Linked DNA regions of Homo sapiens: region 1 is linked to region 2. Evidence: chromatin contacts called from ENCODE Hi-C data. All regions are on one chromosome and are shown on one strand. Each heading gives the region's core, a stretch centred on a gene start or an enhancer-like site at or near the end of the contact. The rest is flanking DNA. Distances are from core to core; before and after follow the strand shown.

What was found. Hi-C counts contacts between places; a loop is a spot of excess contacts on that map. Pooled maps may share reads with other maps.
Region 1: a loop to region 2 is called in a map with no recorded cell type, with 2.5 times the contacts of the local background. The contact joins two enhancer-like sites. A Hi-C loop is called at or near these places in 1 of 168 maps with a recorded cell type or tissue (PC-3), 2 of 37 single-sample maps with no recorded cell type and 3 of 50 pooled maps.

The regions. Positions count from the first base shown.
Region 1 is chr1:219,322,621-219,327,478 of GRCh38, reverse strand. It overlaps a transcript of LYPLAL1 not described here. Among named protein-coding and RNA genes, the nearest start is that of LYPLAL1, 150 kb to the right of the region's middle. Within about 2 kb of position 2,643, at least 2 of the 41 ENCODE cell types and tissues checked have a DNase peak (open chromatin) inside an H3K27ac peak, as active enhancers do.
Region 2 is chr1:219,658,339-219,662,722 of GRCh38, reverse strand. No RefSeq gene overlaps it. Among named protein-coding and RNA genes, the nearest start is that of ZC3H11B, 47 kb to the right of the region's middle. RefSeq lists enhancers at 1,346-1,395, 1,342-1,636 and a silencer at 1,350-1,549. Within about 2 kb of position 1,907, at least 4 of the 41 ENCODE cell types and tissues checked have a DNase peak (open chromatin) inside an H3K27ac peak, as active enhancers do.

The DNA.
Region 1 (4,858 bases), core at 1,394-3,893, 340 kb after region 2:
CTCCTGATGTTCTGAGCTGCTCCCCCATCTTCATGTGCTTCATTTCTTCAGGACCTCAATTGCCTCGCCATTTCAAATTCTTCTTGTCTTCATTTGCCTAGTCAGTGTTCTTCAACTCACTCTCAGCCTTGCAGACTGCTTGGGCCAGTAGAATACATGAGCAATTAAAGCGAGTTGTGCTGCACCCTCTAACAGCTGGGGGTGGCTAAAGCTTTTCTGCAGCTCTCCACCATAACCCCATTCCACCCAGCCCTGAGGAGGAGAAGCAGTGATGTTGGTGAAGTCAAGGCTGGCTAATGGAGAGCACATCAGTAGAAGGTGTACGATTATGGAAAACTCCTCTGCCTCCTGCTGTTTTTTTGTTTGTTTGTTTTTGTTTTTTGAGACGGGGTCTAGCTCTGTCATGAGGTGGTGTGCAGTGGTGCTATCTTGGCTCACTGCCATCTCCGCCTAATGGGTTCAAGCGATTCCCCCGCCTCAGCCTCCTGAGTAGTTGGGATTACAGGCGTGAGCCACTGCGCCCGGCCCCTGCTGTTGTTTACTGTGCTTTCTTTGCTGGCGACTTCTCAGCATTTTTCTCTTTGGGCTTTGGTTCTCCTTTTACATATTCTGTGCAGATTGTCTATTTTCTTCTTTTTCTTCCCCATAGGCTGATGCAATCCCATGCCGCAACCTGTTTGGTATCCAGAGGAAAACAGACATGGAATGAGAGGCTTAGGGGGAGCAAGAGACACTTTTTCCCCTTGACACTTTTTAAAAGGCTCCTCTTTCTTTAGCTTCTCACTGTCAAATTGATAAGACTTCAGGATTTAAGTTACTAGGGTCCACACTACAGGAAAGGCGCCAAGGAGGCTACTTAATCTAATTTGAATCAAATAGGTAGAAGGAATTTTCTTGTTGATACGGGGCCTTAGGCCACTACCCCGAGTCAAGAATCCCAGAAGGGAATTGGGGATCATGTCCTATATAGTAATAACCTCCACTGGAATTATAATAGACAACAGATACAGAATGAAGATTCAGGGTCCCAGCCATCTTTCCACCTCCTTCCTGGAGGCACAAACTAATATGACATTAAGCCCTGCCAGTATTGCAATTTTCATTCTAACCTTAAGAAAATTCTTGTGGCTGTTTAGAGACCTTTTCATTCAATGCCCCCCCACCCCCCAACCCCCCACCCACCAAAAACAAAAAACCCTCACGAACTAACAAAATGGAAATTTCAGGTTAGTAGGATCAAGATTTGGGAGTCAAAAAGCCTTTAAGGCTGGGCGTGGTGGCTCACCCCTGTAATCCCAATATTTTGAGAGGCCGAGGCAGGCGGGTCACCTGAGGTCAGGAGTTTGAGACCAGCCTGGCTAACATGGTGAAACCCCGCCTCTACTATAAATACAAAAATTAGCAGGGCATAGTGGTGGGTGCCTGTAATCCCAGCTACTCGGGAGGCTGAGGCAGGGAGAATCACTTGAACCCAGGAGGTGGAGGTTGTAGTAAGCTGAGATGAAAATCCTTTAAACCTCCCAAATTGCATCATTTAGGTGATTCCTACTTTACCTACAAATAACACCAATCCTGGATGGACATACCTTTAGGATTGTGTCATTTCTTATATTTCCCCCAAATTCTATAATCCCAAACTTCTTACAGGATTGGTCAGAAGATATGGAAACAATCACCAATGAGAGCCAACACCTCTGCTAAAACTGAGTGGATTAACAATATGTGCTAAGTGGGCTGAGGACATGACTGATTTAATTCACTCAATTAAATCAGAATTCATTCTGTTTCTCACAGGGGAAGGTGAGGTGAGAAGTGAAGTGATGAAGGAAAAAATATGTATGTGGGTGCTTAATTGACTTGTACTCATTTACAAGCTACAACCCATTGTCTTTATTCTTTTCATATGTTTTGAAACTCTTAGAAATTCTCAGAGGAACAAAGTCATATAAGTGTAAAACCATGATGATAGAGTATTGCTATTTCCCACTACTATTAAGTCTACTATAGTGGTCTTCATGAGTCAAGAAAGGGACGGTGCCATTTTTCTTTGCATGGAAATTTTCAAAACATCAGGGAAGGGGTGGTTTAGACAATGTCTCAAAATTTCTTTTTCAGGAGCTACGACTTAACAATGTTGTAGCGAAGGGGAAAGAAGAAGGGGTGGGTATAGGGAGTGAGTGAATCTATATGACAAATCTTGTAGTACAAGTGTTTGTGGTTAACTGAGAAACGCATTATGAGTCAAGCCTTTGGAAAGAGGTGAGTAATTAAAGACAAATGCTATGACATAATCATTTACACGCAGCAGAAAGATTTTAGATTAAATCTGGCCTGACCCACTGCTCGGCAAGTGTTATCATGGATTCTTGAGAGGTATTCATTTATTTACTTTCTAATTTGGCCCATATGTTTTTTTGAAAACAAAGAAGTTTATATTTCCCATAGGAACTAGCCTCAGTCTAGTGATGGTTAAGAAGGTTGGTGTATTTGGGAACACACAGATCTCCTGTGTGCACCATCAAACCCAATGAACAGCATGTCAGCTTGAAAACACCTTATTTGAAAAAAGCCAAGGAGCTTTGCTATAGCACTTTTACTGGAATACATTCTGTATTTAAGGCGGTTACTCTATGCACATTTAGATGACTCAGTGAAACATCAGTTAGAGCAATAACTTGCCACAATAACAAAAATCATATGTACTGACTTTTACTTTGCAACTCTTCAACCTGACCTCAACACACACTCACCAACACACACATACACACACACTATTTGGCTTCATCCTGTATTTCACTCACCATCCATGTCAATCTGATGTCAAGAAACCAGTTTTTGAAGCAAGAGGCAGATTTAGCCTTCTTCCTTCCTTAATCCTAACACTATAATACAAAACATGCTATGTAACTCCAGGAGATGGCTTCATGGTTATCCAATTCCTATTAAATTTTAGCTGCTGCCTTTATTAAATGCAGGAAACACGAGTGCAGAGGGGGAAGGGATAAGAGAGAGGGGCCGAGTCACTACCTTTTGTTCTTTATATTTGGATAGATGTGGAATTGTTAAGGTCAGGCTTTCTGCAGAGTGAAAGGATAGTAAGTACTGTTTGCAGAGCTGACCCAGTTCCTCCAGGCATTTCAGAACATTCTATGAAGGAGCTATACACTCGTCTTTGGAGAAAAGGAGAACTCGTGGTCACACTTATCCCTCCAAAAAGAATGAAGCTTAAAATTCAGGGCCTTTAACCCATAAGTTACAGAGTGAGAATTAAGAATCAGAAACTGGCATCTAGTTTCTTTTCAGGATAATTCTTTCCTAGTAACAACCATCTGGTCACATTCTGTTTTCTTGTAGGGTAAAGAATAAATGCACACTGCAGGAAAAAGGGGCCTTACAGTGGGTAAGAAAGAACCACCATTTGGGAACAGTACCAGAGAGAAACGCACATTTAGACTGGGTAGTGAAGAGAGCATCGGCTTACTAGTCAGTTACCATGTTCCTGGGAGCTTTGATGATCTGCCAAAACATGACAGATGTTCAGAAAGGTAAGGAGACTCAAGTCACTGCCTTTTAATTATTACTATATGGGTGGTTATGGGTGTGTGTTTTAGTATATATGCATGTGTGTGTATATTTCTTTCTCAGTGTTGATAGTATATTTCCATAAATATTGTTATACTGGGGAGATTAAAGCAACTGCAGGAATCCACTGTACTTTTTTCTAAGGTTTTTATTATTGTTTTTGCCTTTGCCCTCTTCCCTTCTAAACTGCCTCGGTTATTATTCAGGCTTATACTATACATTGTTGAACAAATGCCAGCTCTATGGAAACCACAGTTCTCCCTGTCCATGGGTCACTTTGGTACATGTTTCATTTGGAGCAGCCGTAACAGAGCCCAGCTTCAAAGGAGAGAGCTCACAACAGACGTGGGCAGGAATTTCATTATGCCACATGTGACAGGCAGGCTGCTCTGCCCATTTCAGCAATCAACAACCTTGTGGGGCACAGACAGATGAGAAGGGATACCCTACTGCTTCCCTATTTGGCTCAGCCCCTTCCTCCCTAACCTCTTTCAAACTCACCTAATGAAGGCCACATAATGAGACTTCCCTGAGAAACCAGGACTATTGACAGGAAGTCTTTACAAGGGTCTGAATCCACCCACCTCTCATTTTTCTTCCTCTTCATGAGGTCTTTTTTTCCTAGTTCATGTTAGTTTATATTTTCAGTATACTTTCAATTCCATAACTGACCTAACCTTTCCATGTGGTTGCACCTGCAGCTTTTGAAATGTGCATATGGTGACTTTTCCCCAAATGTCGCTGCATCTCAGGGAAGGGCAATTAGTTCCCATGGTTGTCCCGCTGTTTATACATTTAACAGTTCAGTTAGGTCTTGAATTGTTTAGCTAAATAGTTGTGCTTGCTTATAGAAATTAATGAACAAAACAAGGACTGGATTTCACAAGTATCTTTGAACTTCAAGTCTTGCATTTCACACCAGGAAGCCAATTTCCCACAGAACTTTCCTATTTCAACATGTAGAAACAAAGGGAAAAGCATCGCTTAAACAAACTGGCATTTAGAATCCAGCCTTAAAATCTAAAACTGAAACTAACTTAAGATTTTCTAATTTCCCTTTACTGCAGTATTTAAGCATTCAATTTTTACTTTGAACACACATTGATGCTCATGAAAGAACAGGAACAACAGAGGACTGAAAAACTGGGACAGAAAATGGGCTAAGTGAGGAAGTGAAAACACATAGGAATCTTAACCCTTCTGATTTCTTTGTTCTTAGCATCGCACAATTTAAGCTCAGAGATGACCTGTGTAAGTTATCACCTTCTTTACTTCT
Region 2 (4,384 bases), core at 658-3,157:
ATTGTTTTAGACGAGATCGGGTGCGTTCAGGGTGGTATGGACGTATACCTTGCATTGTTTTAAACCAAGGGGATTTTACAGTGAATTTGAACAAGAAGAAAGTTCCAAGTGAAATCTGGCCATTGCTTTACATTTAATCTTTACATTGCTTTATGGTAGAACAAAACTTTTTGTCAGTTGTATGGTGGATTCTATGATTCACCTGATCCAGCAGGGGAAAGAAGGAGATTCTTTGGGAAACCTTGTTTGGTGACATGCAGTTGTTGGTGAGGTAAAGGGAAGGGACTAAAAAGGTAGTCAGAAATTGATTAGTTGTCAGAGACATTCAAGGGTCACCTTTGTTTTTTCTTTCTTTTTAAAATTGTCATTCTTCAGACATTCTATAGATGCTGTTTATTTATCATGCTATTAGCAGAAACTATGCTGCTCTAAAAAGTTACATAATCAAACCAAATCCTTATCCAATTTCACTGCAGTGGGACTCTGCCCACTGTGTGCTGCTCCATTATTATTGTATCAGCTTTTTAGCAATAATTGACGTCTATCTGATATAAAAATTGATACTTGGCAGAGGAAAAGAAAACCTGTTCTTTTGTGCTTAGGGCAAGTGGATGGTAACTTGCTTAAAACCCGTTTGGGAGTCAAATTGGAATATCTCTCAGCAACATTTCCCCACTTAGGTACAGTAACCGGAAGGTAGCATCCAAAAAATGTAAACCATTGTTGGGCTTCTGGATGTCTCTGAGAGAGCCTGTGTTTAGATTAATGGACGGTCGACTGAATAGGGGGTCATGATGAGTGGCCAGACTCTTTGCAACACAGTAGGCCTATTGTACATCTAACAGCGACTCAATTCAAAGCGATTCATGGCTTGGATGCTTCTGTAAATATACATTAGCCTTTAAGCAAACCAGGAATTATACCAGCTTTTATTTTTTTCTTTAAGAGAAGAAAATAAGAGAAAAAAGAATGAAACAAACACCAGAGAACTTTCTTTTGCAACAATGCCTTCTTTTCCTTTTGACATTGTTTTTTAAAGTTGCGGCAGTCCTGGGTGAATGAATATGGGTTTTTATCCCTTGAAACAGAGGCCTGCTGTCTGATGCAGGCTTCTTTTTCCTGCTTGATTGGCAGGACTTTCTGTCTCACTCCCATTAGAGAAGAAATACTGTTTAGATTTCGACACAAGATATTGCCAGTGGAATAAATAGTGCCATTTTCATGATAAAGTGGATGTTTAAGATTAAGGGTTTATTTAAGCCCACTGGTGAGCGACATTCCACTTGAATTAGGAGACACTCCTACAGGAAACAAATTTTATCAACCTAATTTTGTATTTTCCAAGCTTTTCCTGAGCAGCAGACAGAAGCAAAGATGTCGCCATAACCTTCTGTAGATGTCGCCATAACCTTCTGTTGATAGCGGAAAGCAACACCCAGGAGTAAGCGCTTGCAAGGTTAAGACAAAGAGCTCCCATGTACACGGCAGAGGGCGCTCGAGGACTGGCTGCGAGGAGTAGTTGGAACCGACTTCCCCGCTTCTTTCCTTCTCTTTTAAATGTAGGACAGGAAAAATAAAAGGATCATCAGCCAGAAAACAAAGGGCGCCAGAGAGCCAAATGTATGCAGCTGAAGAACTTGAAAAAAATTCTGGGGACTCAAGAGAGGAACCCATATTCTCATTCTCGTTGTCAGTCATTTTGCAGCTGTCCTGGCCTAGTATCACCTTCTCTTCTCCAGCCACATCCCCCACTTCACACTCCCTCAATTTGGCCCTCCGAGATTTGGTCCCGTTGGCCAGAGCCATAGGCTGCCTTTAGGAAAACCCCTGGCTCGCATGACGTCACCACGCTCATAGGGAGCGAAACTTCCCAAGCACCCCCACGGATGGTGCTAACAAAAGTTAAGCAGCGCCCCACCTCCTGTGTGCAACAGGGGTATCCTCCTCACCCCCTTTTTTTGTAAGGGAGGTGAGGTGGGAGGAGCTGACGTCGGGACACCTGGTTCTCAGCCCAGCGCTGCCCCCAGGGGCCTCCCTTAGTCTTTGTATTCCTGTTCTTCATTTGTAAAATGAGGGAATTGGGCTAAATGGTCTCTAAGCGCTCAGGTTATGCCGTTTGTAAAATTATAAGTGAGAGGTTGAGTCACCCCAAAGCAAGATTTTTAGTGCAAAATTTTGAGGGAATTGAGGCAAAGTGTTTTTTTCCTCTCTTCTTCCTGGAGTGTGAATTACCTGATTAAAAGTCTTGACTATTTCACTTCTATCTCTGTGGTGTATCGATCAAAAAGTTTATTGAACTTTTACCCTATGATCAAAATGGAGACGAGCAGATTAGATTATACCTTAATTAGCAGTTTTCTTTTTGCTAATGGTTTATTTATGAGTTCACAGCAATTTCTTAATATTAAGTTAAAAATATTGCCTGATAAACTGACAGATTACACTTGCATTTTCTCTTTTGTTCTCAGAATAAACGTTAAATATTCTTTTTTGGGGGGGATGTTCTAATTTAATTGGCCCTAATGAGAGCCAGATTGCTCATTAGAATAAAAAGGAAAATGACAATCTGTGTCACGTTTATCATCCTCAGTGATGGGCAAGGTTGTACTAAGGTTTGGAATAAGTAGACAGATGTAGAGACTAAGAGGGGCTCTGATAAACAGAGATATTGAATGTAGATAATAAGCCAATCTTAAAATTAAGCATGTGTTTACATTGTGTTCAAAGACTATGACGCCATTGGGAGACAGAATGTGGGGAGAGTTTAGCAACAGCCCTCTCAGCTGGTGACTTCAGGACAGAAACTTCTCAGTTCTCAGCAGGGGCTCCCTAAACAGCAGGCATAAGTGGATAAGTCAGTTTTGTCAAATATAGGAAAGTATATCATGTTTCAGAAGAAGACCAAAACATTATTTCAATATGAGTAAGAGTTTTCTCTTTTACCTAATAAGTGAAATGCTCACCAGTTTTATTCTGGAATGTCAGTGTGGCCCATTTTCCCTTAAATATTTGTGCCAGCAATTTCATAGTTTCCTTGGGGGCATATTTTAAAATCTATTTATCTCCACAGTGTCTACTTTGCATGGGGCTTTTGCAATAAGAGGTGCTCAAAGGCAGTTGTTGAACTGAATGTTCATATTAATTTTTTCCTCTTTAATGCAACAGAACAGCTACAGAAACAAACAAACCAAAAAAAAAAAAAAAAAAGAAAAGAAAAAAGAAATAGCCCTGCATGAAGTCACAATTTGGCTCATGCTAGGTGCTGAGTCCATTTCCAGCTCTAATGACTGGATACTCACCACCAGCTTTATCTAGGCTGCTGGGAATGAGCTGCACCAGTTGGAAGACACACTACTTATTGTTCAGATCGTTAAGCATGAATGTGCTAAGCATCAAAACTCAGATTTAGTGCAAGCTTAAAGTGGCCATTTCTTAGATCCAGCATTCTGAGTTTCAAAAAAAGAATGTTTTTGTATGTTAATACTAATGCCACTTTCTATTTGAGTCACTTCTGAAAAACAGTTCTGTGCTAGGGCAGTGCAATATATAGTTCTGTGACATTACTTAGTGAGAACCAGCAGCAGTGTGGCAAAGTGCTTAGTTGAATCAGAGCCATACAGAATCATATTTATGCTTACATAGGCGTTGTTGCATTTGGGAGAACGTGTTCACGGGAAAGGGTGGTGATGATGGTGGTGGTGGAATAGTATGTGATGTGGTTAGAAACCCTGTTTTTCCATTCATTGTTTAATCTTTGATTCTTCATCTATAAAATGAGACCTCTTGCCATTGAGTTGTTTGAAGGCTGAGAAAAATATATGTAGAGTCCGTAAACATATTCAAAAGTAGGCATTCAAAAATAAGCTATTTTTGTTATTTAGGTTCTAAAAAGCTCTTTTCTTCCCAACTATATTTCCAAAGAGCTGTCAAATAATGTACTTAGTTTTTGATTAAGACTGATGCTTTCCAGAATTACTGGGACAGAAACACTAACTACTCATTAAAATAATCCTTTGTGCCTTCAAGGGTTCAGTTCTTTTCTTCTTTCTCTATTTTCATTCTACTTCTCTCCTCAGAACAGTTTCTAAATTCTGCTTCCATCACATCTATTTGATAATAATCTAATATGCTACTCTTCCTGAGAATATTTCATTATTAGTAGGGAACAAATCTATCCACTAAGAAATAAAGTATGGAATGGGAATTTTAAGCGTTGGTGAACACATTGGAACATGTTTTTTTAGAGTACTAGGAAGTTTTCAGTGTTTTTGAAATTAAACTCATTGGTGGTAACTATGGCATGAAACAGATCATCTATTAAATCATCAGAAATTAAGGATTAAATAATTTATCTCACCAGTTACTTATCTAGAAAGGCAATGAG